Regions from separate parts of the Mus musculus genome. Here region 2 is linked to region 1. Evidence: chromatin loops called from intact Hi-C (ENCODE). Cell type or tissue: left cerebral cortex. All regions are shown on one strand.

Region 1 (8,000 bases):
CAGAATGGAATGGGGTGGACTGGAACACAAGAAACTAAGAGAGAAGAGGCTATAGAATATCCATTTGTGTAACAGCATATAATTTTTATGTGATATACTCAGAAATGCTCAGGGTTCAGTCTCAATAAAGCCCATAGCTCTAAGTTACCCAGAAATTAAGACCACCTAGTGATTGTCATATGCAGGGATCCATCCCATAATCAGCTTCCAAATGCTGACACCATTGCATACACTAGCAAGATTTTGCTGAAAGGACCCAGATATAGCTCTCTCTTGTGAGACTATGCCGGGGCCTAGCAAACACAGAAGTGGATGATCACAGTCAGCTATTGGATGGGTCACACGGCCCCCAATGGAGGAGCTAGAGAAATTACCCAAGGAGCTAAGGGAACTGCAACCCTATAGGTGGAACAACAATATGAACTAACCAGTACCCGGGAGCTCTTGTCTTTAGCTGCATATGTATCAAAAGATGGCCTAGTTGGCCATCATTGCAAAGAGAGGCCCATTGGACTTGCAAACTTTACATGCCCCAGTACAGGGGAACGCCAGGGCCATAAAGGGGGAGTGGGTGGGTAGGGGATTGGGGGGGTGGGTATGGGGGACCTTTGGGATAGCATTGAAAATGTAAATGAGGAAAATACCTAACAAAAAAAATTTAAAAAAAAAAGAAAATACCTTATCTTGAGACTAGAGATATGTAAACTTCAAATATTCTCCAACTTCACCACAGACACACTGAGAGGGAACCTGGTAGATCTCGAATACATCCCATTCATCATCTGTAAAATACAGCAACATATGTGCCATAATTTTATAAAGAAAACTTACCTAAAACAATAAAGGGAGAGGTTTAACTATAGTCTAACCATGCAACAACTCTCTAAGGCTATGGACATTTTAGATTACATAAAGGAATATGGATATTTAAGGGCATTCTGGTTATAGGATTTCAGTCAAATGTCTATGTCACTCTAGGTTCTTTTGACAAGTTCAGGAATGCCAGGCTTCTCTGCTCAGTATATGTATGCATTTTCCTAGACAATATTTTAAAGATTATTTTATCTTCAGATGAAGCATGAAAATAGGAGTACAACCCAGTCTCAGTTCTGACTTTTATTTATTTCACACTGCAGAAAATATTCATGCTTTGATAGGAAAGGTTAGAGTTTTATTGCTATTTCACATATGAGGGTTGATTCCCTTTGGTTTCAATTCACTTAATTTTATTAGCTTGTGTTAATTAGAAGTAATGTCTTTGATAGAACATTGTCACTTTGTGGATGGAGCATTTTGGTCATATTTACTCCTTTTATGCTCTTTTCCCAACTATTACTCCCCCACCTTCTATTTGTAAATTGTTTTGTTCTCTTTTGAGTCTGACTCACTTCTACCTGACCCACTAGCTAAATCTCCTTATGAGTAGTCAGTGCAGGTTTTACCCATTGTTATCCAAATGTACAAGGTATCAAAATTGTTTTTTCTCTTAAGTAGGTAATGGTAAACTATTACCTGTACTAGTTTTAGACAATTCAATGCTTTTCTACATAGTCTTTTTTTTAAAGTATTATATGTTAAATTCTGTCTCTTATGTGCATATAATAGGTCTGGTATTTCAGTGTCTATTACAAGGTGCTAGATTCCACTGAACACCAGGTGATCCCAATATAGATATTGAGAAAGAAACTCAGAAACTCAGAAACTCAGAACCTCCAGCATATCAGGGCATATGCTTTACCACTGTGATATCTCGCCAGTCTCACAAAGTCTCAATAAAACACAAGCTTACTCACTTGTTTTCATTACAAGTTTCTATGTTCCTGGAGGAAACTCAATCCAGATGACCCACCTGGGATTTCACCCCATATGCAGCCACCAAATCCAGTCACTATTGCTGATGCCAAGAAGTGCTTGCATATATGGATGTCTCATGAGAGACTCTGCCAGAGCCTTACCAATACAGATAAGGATGATTGCAGTCAACCAACAGGTAGAGCATGGGGACCCCAATGTTGGAGTTAGGGGAAGGAATGAAGGAGCAGAAGGGGTATGCAATTTCATAAAAATAATTAACAATATCAACCAACCAAATTCACAGAGCTCCCAGGGTCTAAACCACTAACTAAAGAACACACTGGAAGGAACCATGGCTCCAGCTGTATATCTAGCAGAGGATGGCCTTATGTGGCATCAGTAGGAGGGGAGGTCCTTAGTTTGTGAAGGCTTGATGCCCCAGCATATGGAAATACTAGGGTGGTGAGGCAGGAGTAGGTGGGTGTGGGAACACACTCATAGAAGCAGGGGGAGGGGGGATTGAATAGGGGTGTCCCTGGAGGGGAAACTGGGGAAGGGGATAATATTTGAAAGGTAAATAAGTGTTATAACCAATAAAAGTTAAAAATAGAAATTAGAAAAGAAATTGTAATTGTTGATATAAATATACTGACAAAAATAATTAGAAATATCCTTATACAAGAGTAAAATAGAAAATCTCTTCCAGTTAGTGACTACTAAATATTTATAATTAAAAAAAAAATGGCACCCTGAATTAGTTGACAACTTTTCCTTATCTGATGGCCAGATGTGATAATGAGGAACACTGCAAATTCTTATTGTGGGCATATATCTTGTTTATTCTTGTGATAATTTTAGACTATTCTCACTGTAAAACTTGAAAATACCCTTTGTGTACTTGAGAAAGGTTTTTGTTTTTGTTTTTTTGTCTTAAAAAATTGTGTTTGTGTGTGCATGTGGGGGCTGGGGGGCCATGCACACACAGTGACCTGCATGACACACAGTGACCTGCATGTGGAGGTCAGAGGATTAGCGGGGAACAGGGAACTGGTTCCCTCCTTCCACCACGGGAGTCCTAGGGATCCAACTCAGTAGTCAAATCATTTTGACTTACTTTCCTAACTATTTAAAAATGCTTTAAATAGGATACATCAATACATTACCATACATACTTCTTTATCTTCCATTTATTTTTTAAGAGAATTGAGCTTATTTAACACACTCCTAATATTTACCTAATAATACAAATATCAAAACTGTCATATGCCACTATCATACAGTATTTTATAATCTCTCAGCTAAGTTCTGAAATGAATACCAGCTGTCTCTACTCCCTAGTGTCATTGGTACATTGGTAGTTTTGTAAATATAGAAAACTTTTATTATGATGAGTTTTATTCACTTACCTGAGAAAACCCATTTCCTGTGAGTCATCGGAGTTTCACAAAGCTTTTCCTAACCCAATTTTCCCCTTGGGTTAATAAAGCTGGAGTGAGTTAGGGAAGTCAGCAAAAGCCTGAGGGCACTGAGCTGAGCCCTTTCTATTAACCTCTGGTTACTCACAGCTGTGGCTACACCTCAGCACAAATTCCCTGAGATCGTGCCTCATGTATTTATAAGCAGAGCAGAACTCTTTCCTCGTGTTTTATGAGCACTTCTTTTTGATATAATATTTAAAATAGCAGAACTTTCAGTATGAGCATGGAACAGAAATTCAAAATGTGGGTCTGATCTTACACAATAAAATATAATGCTAGTCCTTTTCACATGACATTGCAATGATGAATATTAAAGTTTTTGTTTATATTATAATGGTAACTTTTAATTGTATGTATCTATGACACTGATAAAATAGTATCTTTACCTGTAGAAATTTGATTTTACTCCAACACATTGGAAGATCTGCTGAATAACTCTTATAGTGGGTGTTGGCACTAAGAATAGGAGTATAGCTGGGAGCTGCCACTCAATTTGTATTGTAGCACATACCAACTGACTCTCATTGTAAGGGTTTAAAATGTGCTTGTGGGCCTTTAATGGGTAGGTAATGTTCCATCAAATCTTCATAATGATTTCCAGGAAAATGAAGTAATTGTTAGTTGAATGTAGACAATCAAACAGAGTTCTTCACTTACAATTTCAAGGAAGAATATAATATTATAAAATAACTTTGGACATTTAGACTGCCAAAGAATAGATATCTTCATAGATAAATAAGAATACCAAGGCCAAAGAAGTCTATTTTTAACAATATGACATTTCCAAAAATGTCTTCTTCATGATTTTCTCCGAGCCCTTTTCTGCTATTGGAGACTCTCTAGAAGCTTAGCTCCCTCCCTTGCCCTTTCTTTCTAGTCTAAGAAGCCTGGGAAATTAATAGGGCCAATTACTCTGTGCTGCAGAGGGCAGAGTCTATCTTAGGCGATTTCAGTCACTTATTTCCAAAGGAACTCTGCCCATTGCTGCTGAGAATAACGGCTAACAAAGCTTTTCAGTTCTGGGTTGGAGCTAAAAAAGGAAGAAAATAGGTCAGAACAAAAGAAGAAATAAGAAATGAAGATTTCGGTGGTGAGAGAACATTTTCAGGAGATTGGCTCAGTAGCTGAAAGCCAGAAGAAATAAATGGAACACAGAGAGGTAGAAGATGTCACCATATTAGCTCTACTTACATAGTGTACAAAGTACTTCAAAGTTTCAATTTTGTTGATGAATCAAAAATTATATGGATTCTGAGATATGCTAAAGTAAAATTTCCCATACTACATGAACAAACTTCTTTATCATAAGGCTCTGATCATATTCTGAAATGAAATCAAGATGCATTTTTCCCTATTCCTAACTCTGTGAGTGCATTATCTTGCAGGTCATGAAATATCAGGATGCACAATTTATATTTACAGCCTATTGCAGCTATACATCCAAATGTAACAACTCATGCATCAGAGTCAATGGACTGGCTAGAATCACCAACAGTTCATCTACATATTCATTTTTAATCATTGTGTCAAATTTAAAATGAAGAGAGGGGATTTAAAGGAACAAAATAGGTTCTGGATTGTCACTTCTGCCCCAAATCATAATGTATCAGTTGTAATTATGTTTAGAAGGAGAGTAAAGTGTTTCTTTTATTGCAAAAAGCAGTGATATATAAAGTATATAAGTGTTTCTACCAAAAATATACCAAAAAGCCTTTTTTATGAAAATTATAAGTACTTGCATATCCATAGATCACATATCTTAAAAGCCAATGTCAGTGTTACCAATAAGCAGTTCAGTTATTTAGATTTCTTAGAAGTCAAAACCAGCAATTTTCGGTGAGTTATTTTAGCTTTGTTACAGAGAAAATAGACTTTGAGTGTATAAATATAATAATTCATCTTACAGACCTTAACTATATTATGCAGCAGGAAGCAGACTCAATGAGAGCAATAAAGTTGTGAAGGAAAAGCATTGATTTCTGTCCACAGTGACATGCTTAATTATTGCTTTAAGATTTGACAATGGCTACTTGCCTCTAACAGTGTTGTTTCTCTCTGTTTTACCTCTCTAACTCAGACTCTCCCTCCTATACTTCCTAAGGGGTGGAATTTTCATGGTGTACCACTGGGCCTCACTTCTGATTTTCTAAAGTATTTAAATGAATTTATCTCATTTTATTGCATTCTACATGAATTGATTTATTGAAGATGATATTTACATGACAAAAATCTCCATGTCACTTCTTACCAAAGACAAGAAAGTCCTTTGTGAAATATATTTGTTTTTAGAGAGACATTTTCTCCAGTATATCTGAAACATATTTAATTTTGAGCACTTTAGAGACAGCAGTGTCTGGAATTTTACTTACTGTTCCTTACAGAATCCTTTAGCCACAAAGTGTGGCCTCAAAATAGCAGTGTATTAGATCTCAAGATAGAGATTAACCTAGTAGAGTAAGCCTCTTTAAGATTGGAATAAGTATAAATCACTGGAAGTCTGAAGACAAGAAGCAAAGATCAGTATTGCATAAAGCCTGTGGTGTGGGGTTTCGAAACTTATGTTTTTGATTGCTTGGCCATAGGGAGTGGAACTGTTAGGAGGTGTGGAGGAAGTGTGACATTTTAGGCAGATTTTGAGGCCATATAAATGTTAAAGCTGAACCTAATATGAAATCCAGTCCCCTTTTGCTGCCTGAAGATCAAGGTATAGACCTCCCGGATCCTCCAGCATCATGTCTGTCTGGATGCTTTTATGATTCCTATGACTATGATGATAATGGACTAAATCTCTGAAACTGTAAGGTAGTCCCAACTAGATGGTTTCCTTTATAAGAGTTGCCATGGTCATGGTATCAGTTCTCAGCAATAAAACCCCAAAACAACAGCTTTTTAAAACTTCAAAACATAAGTTCTGTCTGTTACTTTAATGAACTATTCTGGGCTAGATTCTTGTCTTAGGTTGTAAATTTCATTTTTACAGCTGTTTCTGTTTTTTTTTTCTGAAAAGAAAATTGTTGTTTAGTGAACACTGTAAATGATTCAAATATATATTTATACTAAAGAAAAAAGAGGGAATGTTTGAGAATATGTAATGAATGAGTTTCATTTTTTGAAATATCTATTTCTATGTGAAGATGGTGGAATCAAATTAGAACACTTCAGCATAATCTCTCAAAATGTCAGTACTAAAAGGCTTAATGTTCGAATTAGAAATGCATGTTTCATATTCTATATTCTGATTATGGTTACGCTGTCCTCAACAATTTGCAGATCCAGGCCACTATGCCATTCAATGAAATCCACATCTTTTCTGGATCATTAGATAAAAACACCTAAGAATGGCAACAATATAATATAAAATAAAAGCAAGCAAACATGAACAGGACAAAGCAAATAAACAAATAACAGAAAAATAAATAGCTAAATAAAAAGTACAAGAGACACAGCTACAGGGATACACATAATGGGGCAAACAGATGTCCCCTAAAAATACAAAATTAGAAATCATTATATATAAGCAAAACAAATGTCAGTAAGAAAAATAGAAATAGAGGGAAAGCATTCTCATAAGAAGCGTTTAAGACAAGAAAAAAAATCTTCAAAAATACCACTGAGTTTGTTTTTTGTTTGCCATCTACAGTTGTTTATGGGGACTTAAGAGTGATTCGACCACCCAGGAATACTCCTCAGAGGGAAACTGTTTATTTGTGAGTGGTTATCAATAGGACATAGCTTATGTGTTAGACACAAGAGCTTTTCTCCACTTTCATTAACCATGGTTGTATCTCCAGGCTCCGACCTGTGCAGCCTCTGCACTTGAGGCCTCAGCCTCTGTGAGTTCATATATGTGTTGACGCTGCTGTGTTTAGAAGATCTTGTGTCTTTGGTGTCCTCCATTCCTCTGGATCTTGAAGTTTTTCCACCTCCAATCTGAGAAAATAACTTGGGATTGATTCTTGAAGTTGATTAAAGTAAACTGTCTCCTTGAGTAATAAAAATCTTAGGAAATATGGAAGTGACAAGCACAGACCAATATGAAACCTTTCTTTGATTCCAAATGCCATATTATATCATACTGCTAGATTCTTATTTGTTTCATTTTGTAGTTTTGAGATTACAACATAATTACATCATTGCTTCCTCCCTTTTCTCTCTCCAACCTCGCCTGTATAACCCACCCACCTTGTTCCCTTTTAAATTCATGGCCTCTTTTTTCACAGATAGTTATTACATGCATCTACAGTCATTTGCAATCTAATTTGTTGAACTGTTTTAGAATTGGAATAGAAGCTCCAACAGAAGGGTGCAGAAGGTGTTTATGTGCTGGGGTGACTTGCAGTGACTTTAGTAGCTCCTTCTGCACTTGCATTCCTGGAGAAACTCTTTGTATGACATGTAAGATCTCTTTCTTTTCTGCTACAAGAATAGATCCTGCACAGACTAGACCTCTATCCTGTAAACTCTAACAGTGACTTCTGGGTCACTTTTATGTTTTGATTAATGAGGGTGTTAAGATAGTAGCTAGCCCACAGAGCTGCAATACCTAAACTACATTAATCATCATCAAAGACAGATGTAACAACAGCATTATGAATGTTGACATTATAAAATATTTTAGCATTTAAGAAATGTAAAATTTTCCTAAACAGGCAATGAACTCATTTAATAACTCCATGCTTAAATCAATATAAACAAGTTTAATGGGAAAATTACAAGTTGTAAAAATAT
Region 2 (8,000 bases), 98 kb before region 1:
CTGCCAGCCCAGGAATGGTTCCACCCACAAGGGGCCTGTCCCTCTTGATCACTAACTGAGAAAATGCCCTACAGCTGGATCTCATGGAGGCATTTCCCCAACTGAAGCTACTTTCTCTGTGATAGCTCCAGCCTGTGTCAAGTTGACACAAAACTAGTCAGTACAGAAAGAATGGGTTTGGTTTATGGTTTGGGAGTATAGTCAGTCCAACAGAGCAGGCATGGAGCAGAGCCACACCTGCAGTCAGTACGTAGAGATGCCTGCAAATGCTCTGCTTATTTTTTTCATTTTATTCAGACCAGACCTCATGGAATGGTAACAACCACATGCTGAGTAGGTGTAGTAGTTTTAATAAAAGTGTGGACACTTTGCCCCTTCTTAGAATTGGGAACAAAACACCCAAGGAAAGAGTTACAGAGACAAAGTTTGGAGCTGAGACAAAAGGATGGACCATCTAGAGACTGCCATATCCGGGGATCCATTCTATAATCAGCCTCCAAACGCTGACACCATTGCATATGTCAGCAAGATTTTGCTGAAAGGACCGTGATATAGCTGTCTCTTGTGAGGCTATGCCAGGGCCTGGCAAACACAGAACTGGATGCTCATAGTCAGCTATTGGATGGATCACAGGGCCCCCAATGGAGGAGCTAGAGAAAGTACCCAGGGAGCTAAAGGGATCTGCAACCCTATAGGTGGAACAACAATATGAACTAACCAGTACCCCCCGGAGCTCGTGACTCTAGCTGCATATGTATCAGAAGATGGCCTAGTTGGCCATCAGTGGAAAGAGAGGCCCATTGGTCTTGCAAACTTTATATGCCTCAGTACAGGGGAACGCCAGGGCCAAGAAGTGGAAGTGGGTGGGTAGGGGAGTAGGGGGGAGGGTATGGGGGACTTTTGGGATAGCAATGGAAATGGAAATGAAGAAAATACCTAATAAAAATAATAATAATTAAAAAAAAGAAAAGTGACTAATACAATACATTTGTACTATTCTCTTAAACTTATCATTGAACACATATATAGACTTCCAAAATTTGTCCCTTAGGTATTTATATATATAGATAGATAGATTTTAAGTTAACAGTGAAGGTTAGTCCACCTTTGTCTGGGAAGGTAGCTCATCAGGCAAGATGCTTGCAATTGAAGTCAGAGGACCTGAGTTTGAAAGCCCAGGACACACATAGGTTAGGGTAGATTTGGCAGTCTGACTGTTGTTAATCAAACATATGGAGGAGACAAATTATCTTGGTCAGAGTCACCAAAGTAACCAAAAATATTACTTCTGGGATCCAAGAAAGACTATGCTGCAATATATAAAGTAGAGAACAATCAAGCATGAAAAATAAAATCAGGTTTGGGCTTCAAAAAACTAGCGCAGGAATGTCTATATGCACTATCACATCTGTGCTCACAAAGATGTGACCAGGAACACAAGCAAACATGCATAAGCACACAAAAAGTAATCCTCACTTGGTTATGTGGTGAAAAAGACCAATGCCTATTCTCTATGTACTCTGAAATCCGGTTGTGTTCTATTTTTGGTATTATCAGCACAACTTCCAAGTCTAATTGGGTATCTTACCCAACTAGAATACCCAAAATTTCAACATGATAGGTTTTCTAATCTTTGTTATTGAGATAAATATTATCCAGATATAAAAGATGACCATTTACATAGGCAAATTTTCTCTTGTTTTTAGAAGGATATTTTAATCTCTGATCTCCATGGTGCCTGCCTAGTAGAATGAAATACATGACCTAATTATTCCCTTTTGCCAGTGCCAAATCTCTGTAATGAACACTGCTCAACTTTGCATCTTGTTGCCAGTATCCCTTTGTATTTAAGTGAGTGGTGTGTGTATATGTTATCACACCCCCCCACACACACACATACACACACACACACACACACAGAGAGAGAGAGAGAGAGAGAGAGAGAGAGAGAGAGAGAGAGAGAGAGAGAGAGAGATAGAGATAGAGAGAGAGAGAAACAGAGGCATCTGGAGAGAGGTATCATATCTCTGAGCAAAGATGATGCCAATATGGATGGGGAAAGTTCACTTTTCAATTCATGTCACTTCCTACAGCAGCACTTGTCTTGCCTGGTTTTATTACCTAAGGAGAAAAGTTGGCATGAACAATCAGAATGTGAGTCTTTCTTTTATTCTCTTTGGAATAGAGCACACACACAAGTGCAAAGTTCTACAATTTAAAACACATAGCATTGATTCTTACCCCCAGCACACTGAGCCATGAAGAAGAAAACCTTTCAATGTTTTCCATGCATTGTATGCTTGCATTTGGTTTTCTCTGCCTTATAGCGCTTCAATTAAAAAATAAACAAATACCTAACATACCTAATGGCATAATGAAGACAAACAATAATCCCTAGATAAACAGACAACCTTGCTAGTAATCTCATTTTTGTGATTTTAAGACTAGAATAGATTTGGTGGACTTTTCTTTTTAATAGTTGTTGGTCTTCCCCACGGTTCCCTGTACACAGCGATGCTGTGTTATACCGGTCATATAGACTAATGTTTTAGCAGCTTGTCGGTGCTTTTCTTTACCAAGATGATATACACAGACCTGAGGATAGTCTCTCCCAAATTGAAGTTACTGCTGCTTGAACTAGAATCCTATGTTTGGAGTGAGCTCCTTATCTCCTTCCACTTTGAGATTAGAAATGAGGCATTAGCCAGGATCTGTACTGTAGGAAAGGATTGGTGTGGGAACTCTGCAATGGGCCATGTGCAAGTATATAGTAGTTGAAAGAGGAACTACTACAAATATCTTTACAAGATTTGTGAAAACCTGGGTCCAAACTGTGCATGTTAGTAATGCCCATAACACCTGACAGACTGGTAATTGTAATAATTTTTGCAAGTTGAACAAATTAAAGTCGCCGTCTCATTGCATGGAAACCGTAAGGACTTGATCCATTTTATACAGTGTTTATTTTTTAATTTCTTACAGCCCAGTGATGACCTTTCCCTTGTTTACAATTATTTTTGGCTCTTCCTTGGAAAAATATTTACATATGACATAATTTTAATAATAAAATTTATTTTATAAACACTCTTCTATAGCTTTTTGTTATTAAAGAATTAATCCCTACTGAGCTATACTTATCTGATATATATATATATATATATATATATATCATATCATTTCTTCCACAAACAAATTTATATTATTTAACTCTTTTGCTACAATACATTTTCTCACTTTTGTTTGTATTAATTTCAATTTTTTTATTTGGTAGTAAACAGAATCTTGCATAACCCTCTAATTTCCATGGTGTAAATTCTTTTTATCTACCTTTCCATGCTACATCTAATTTTCTGTCAGGTAATACTCCAGTGCTCTCTATTCTACACCACAGGCTGGAGCGTAATTTGGAATGAATTTGTTCTGTGTAGAGATGAGGATGGTCATTCCCATTCTAAACTGGCAGCAATTGAGATACCCAGATTGGAAACAATGTTTCTACATACACACTTGGCAAGACACTGTCCTGTGTAAATTCTTACTGGCTACATGAGTGAGTTACAATAAAGTCAAGATTAAGTTTTTTATAGAGACTCAGTCAACAGAGCTGTAAATATTACATTTCTCCATGCTTCCTTCACATGATGGACAGGTAACGAAATTGTTTTGTTTGTAATGACTCCCCAAGCTATTGTAACTTGTCACAATATACAAAGCTTGGCTACACCAAATGCATCAACTTATTTGTATTACTTCAGTGGAACAAAAGATTTCTGAAAGACACACATTAATTTTACTCTCATTCAATGGTGACATTGAAAAGACATCATTATTTGTGCCAGTTGTTTGAGTTCTTGTTTTTAAACGGTACAGAGACTGTGTACTTGACATTCTTACTGACTTGTATTAAATTACTATCTCAAAATTACTGAATTCTTGGTATATAAGTGACAAAATTGCCATTTCTTGCAGAGAACTCAATTTTTTAATCAAAATTTTATTATTATATTGTCTATTAAGATATAAAATAAAGTATTAAATAGTGAAAACCAGAGAAAGATTGTTGTCACTGAGGTATCCATTGTGATTTGGATAATTTCAATGACTTAGTCTTATTTATTCAACAGCTGTTTTTCCTTGTTACAATATCCTATTGCCACTGAGCAGTATCATAAAATGTCAGTAATAACTAATAAACTTTTATTACAAAAACATGCAAATTTTAAAAATCTAAAAGTAAACACGAACAATTAAAAGAACTCATAATGCAGCCTGAGCAATTTCGACCACCTCAGAGTGTATGCTTGAATTGGTACAGAAACATGTACCTGGGGGGCAAGGAAATCCTTGACTATTAAGTATCACCAATAATTGCCTGATAGTCACTTAACCTGTAAAGATCGAGACAACTCGAATGTATACTGAGTTTATTGTTTTGTTCCACAAAACAAAAGATTCAAACTCCTGGGAAGAGCAAGGACCGAATCATTCCCCCGATTTGCCTCACAGAAGCATCCATTTTCAAAACACAGCATCAGGTCTAAAACCAGGTGCTAAGACTTTCTCATCTTCTAAATGTCCCGTTCTGCCTAGCTAGTCCAATGAGTCTTCCTAGAGAGGTTCAGCTTCTCCATTCATTCAAAGCACTCTACAATGATCGGTAGGGGGGAGAAAAGGACAAATAAGATGCATTTCAAATATAGGATTCAATTACTTTCCACAACTCAGAGACGTGTCAAAGGCACGCTGTGTTTTGTTTTGAGGGCGGGGAGATGACAGGGAAGGAATCCTGAGCCCTCATTGGCTCGTGACTAGCCACTGCAGCTGAGCCTCCCCAACACCCCCAACCCCCTCCATCCTGAGAGCATTATTGATCTGAAGGGTAAATGTGGAGGGAGCCACAGAGAGGGTCCAAGCGTTTCTGAGAAGAGAGGCTGCCTCTTCCAGGAACAAAGTGGTGTCTGCTGCCTGCCTGGCTTGGGAACCTTCTATGAATTAAAGGGGACAAAATGAGCGGTCGTGGTTCGCTACAGTGATTGAGAAGAGGAAAGAGACTGAGAGGCAGAGGGAGAAGTCGCACCTTGGAGCAAGGCTGTGTTGTTGCATCCTGCTGCTGCCCTTTCTAGGTTGCTGTTCCTGCAGCTGCGTTTGCTCTCACCCATCAGGTAAGGCTCTTTTTCTAACTAAGATTGGATTTGTGTGTGTGTGTGTGTGTGTGGTCGCTTCAGGGAACACGCACAGAGACGCATGCATGATTAATAAAGTGATGCCGGGCTAGGCAAAGCTGGAGAAAGCTGTTCACCGACCCGGCATCTGAATCTGAAGCTTGTGAAAGATTTGGCTTTAGGAAACTTCAGCAAGTTCTAAACAAGTCTGTAGTCTCTACAGCTGTGAGGCTGCCTAGAGAGAGAGGGACCCGTTCGCTCCTACTGCACCTCAGCTAGGCTAAAGGAGCAAATGAAAATTAATGGATAAGCCATAAAGAGATGTTCAACTGGTTATTTTGTAAGAGCTCTCAGTGTGGTTAAACGCAACACAACCCTTTAGTTTCAAAATGTCACCTCCCTTCACTACTTGCTTAACAGAGAGAAATTTTGAAACATTCTTATTTAAATTACAAGTGCGAAACGATTTAATATTGCATTACCTGGGTGTATTGGCATCTTGCGTTTTCTACCACAAAACTCACTTGGACAATTACCACACAAGCTCAGGGTCATATATTATGATCTGGAAAATTTTTCAAAGCAATCAATTATTTGATGTAAGTAGAAAAATGTAAGGATTATATGGGACAGAGAACATAGAAGCTAAAGGTTCTTTCAAGACAAGTATTCATATTTTTATAAATATTGTGCTTACCAGGATTGGTTCTTGCACTCCTCTTATATTGAGAATATGGTGGCTTCAGTACTGTTGTACTTTAGGGTCTGTGATGCCTCTTACGGATACATTTTTCCGTTCTCTCTCTAGAGGCAACTGACATACTTTTGGCCGATTCTGTAACCATTTCTTAATTTCCAGATTCTCATCTAGTATTTTAAAGCTCATTCACACAGTTCTCAGCAAGGAAATCAGTTTATATACTTTGGAAAATGTCCATGAAGTATTCTCAGAATATATATGCTCAGTTTACATTATTCTAGAAATGACAAAATAGTGGAAAATCTAAACAAACATCTGACCTTTTTATTTTATTTTTTATTTTTTTCAGTACACTTGATAAGATGTGAAATTTACAAAATAGTACTTAAGTACTAGGCATTTACTGACACCGAATCTCATTGTTTCCTTGCATTAAATTTTGCCACATTAAACTATGCAGTTTAAAATATCATTTTAACTTTTTTGACAGTGTTGCTTGTTGAAAGGAATAGATGCAGGCTGTGAATATCCCCCTTCCTTCACATAATGTGCCTTCGGAATTGAAAGGCAGCTGAGTATTCTTTACTAGCTGTAAGCAGTTGATTGACACATTGTTTTGGAAGACTCCAGTGCAGAGCCATAAGCCAAGTGGGAACTTACATTTAACTAACTGCCATAATCTGCTTACTCAGCAACAACACGAGAGGGGCTCCTCAACCTGCTAAAAAAAAACTCTCAAAATAAAAAGATTCGTTAATAACATGAAATACCACTTAAGAATATAGGATCGTGTTCTTCATCAACTATACTACTTCAAAATCTAACTTCAAACGTTAACCTGCAACTAAGCTTCTTAGTCACAGAAAGGGGAACATTTTTGCTATGTCTACTGTGCTCCCCTAACACTCAATCGCTGTATACTTCACTTCCACTGCCTTGTGCTGTTTTGTAAGCTGTCGGGAGAGTTTTAAGCCAAGTGATTTTCTGACTAGAGCTCTCTTCTTCCACTGATCTGTTTAGAGATGGGATTGTTTCAGATAATACCCACCAAAAAAAAAAAAATACAGAGCTCAATTAGCAGCAGAGATTGTCATTTGTTCTCTGTGTTAAGATTTTTGTGGTAGCAAAAAATAAAACTTAGCCTATTGGAAAAAATCCCAAATAATGCTTGATTTGACATACTTACCCCTGGATTTGAGGGCACCATTCTTTTCTACTTACGTCAAGCAATTTTATATTTGGGACTGTGGCAGGTTTTATTTCATGGAATAATTTGTCATATAGGCTGAAAAACAACCAATCTTATGGTTTCATGCTTGTTAGTATGTAAGTCATTCTTGTTTCTTAAAATGCACTGTGATGACACCTAATTATTCCTGCTAATGAATTAAACCTGCAGATATTCTGTTTATACTGTGTTTATGTGCAATTTGAAGTATCAATTTCCTCACCTATACCTAGATGTCATGCTATTAAATCTAAGTGTGTGTTAGAGAGATGCAGGACGATGCTTGTTTGCCATGTTTTCTTATAAAAATTCTAAATCTAAACCCTTGAATAATAAAATGACCTATTAGTACACCCTGTTACAAATATACTTACACTTCCAAAGGCAAGCATTGCTACACCTGTCTAATGCTAAGTAAGGTAGTATTGTGTCTGTTGTTGAGTAAATTACTGCTTTGTTTATGTGATTATAGCCTATATTATCAGTACCAATCAATAGACAGCATTAAATAGATATAGTGGTACCAATCCTATCTATATTAAAGCATAAGTAGAAGCAGTTCATCCATTCTGCTTTAAAATATTGGCTCTTGCTTTTATGATGAATAAAATTATTATTGGAAAATGAATTATTTCATTACACAAGGGTTAAAGTTTAAGGAATTAACTTGGGCTTTCTTATTCCTTATTGATGACAAGTGGTAAGTATTTTAAAGGGTAGCAACTGTTAAAAATCACTTTTGAGTTTTAGGCAAATGTCTTTTTCCTAAATTGCTATGCAGAAGGGTTGTTACACCGCAACCACACTATTAAAGGGAAATGTGTGTGTGATTGTGATACCGCCTCTGTATAGCATGATCATGATTCCTTAAAGTTACAGTAGCATATCACAAGCAATATGGAATAAATAA

The links. A loop is a pair of places that touch in the nucleus more often than their neighbours do. Peaks named below come from ENCODE experiments on the same cell type or tissue, not always from the same donor. Only the 100,000 strongest peaks of a DNase experiment are listed, where the experiment ranks them.
Region 2: it touches region 1 in a loop (2.0-fold over the local background); 2 of 42 quality-filtered maps call a loop at or near these places.

What each region holds. Positions count from the first base shown.
Region 1 is chr15:20,542,370-20,550,369 of GRCm38, forward strand. It overlaps a transcript of Cdh12 not described here. Among named protein-coding and RNA genes, the nearest start is that of Acot10, 120 kb to the right of the region's middle. In left cerebral cortex, no CTCF peak of the experiment used is centred here; DNase peaks (open chromatin) are centred at 4,271 and 7,561; H3K27ac peaks cover 1,217 bases.
Region 2 is chr15:20,444,205-20,452,204 of GRCm38, forward strand. It overlaps a transcript of Cdh12 not described here. Among named protein-coding and RNA genes, the nearest start is that of Acot10, 220 kb to the right of the region's middle. In left cerebral cortex, no CTCF peak of the experiment used is centred here; DNase peaks (open chromatin) are centred at 4,808, 5,326, 5,895, 6,485 and 1 more place; H3K4me3 peaks cover 3,613 bases; H3K27ac peaks cover 2,757 bases.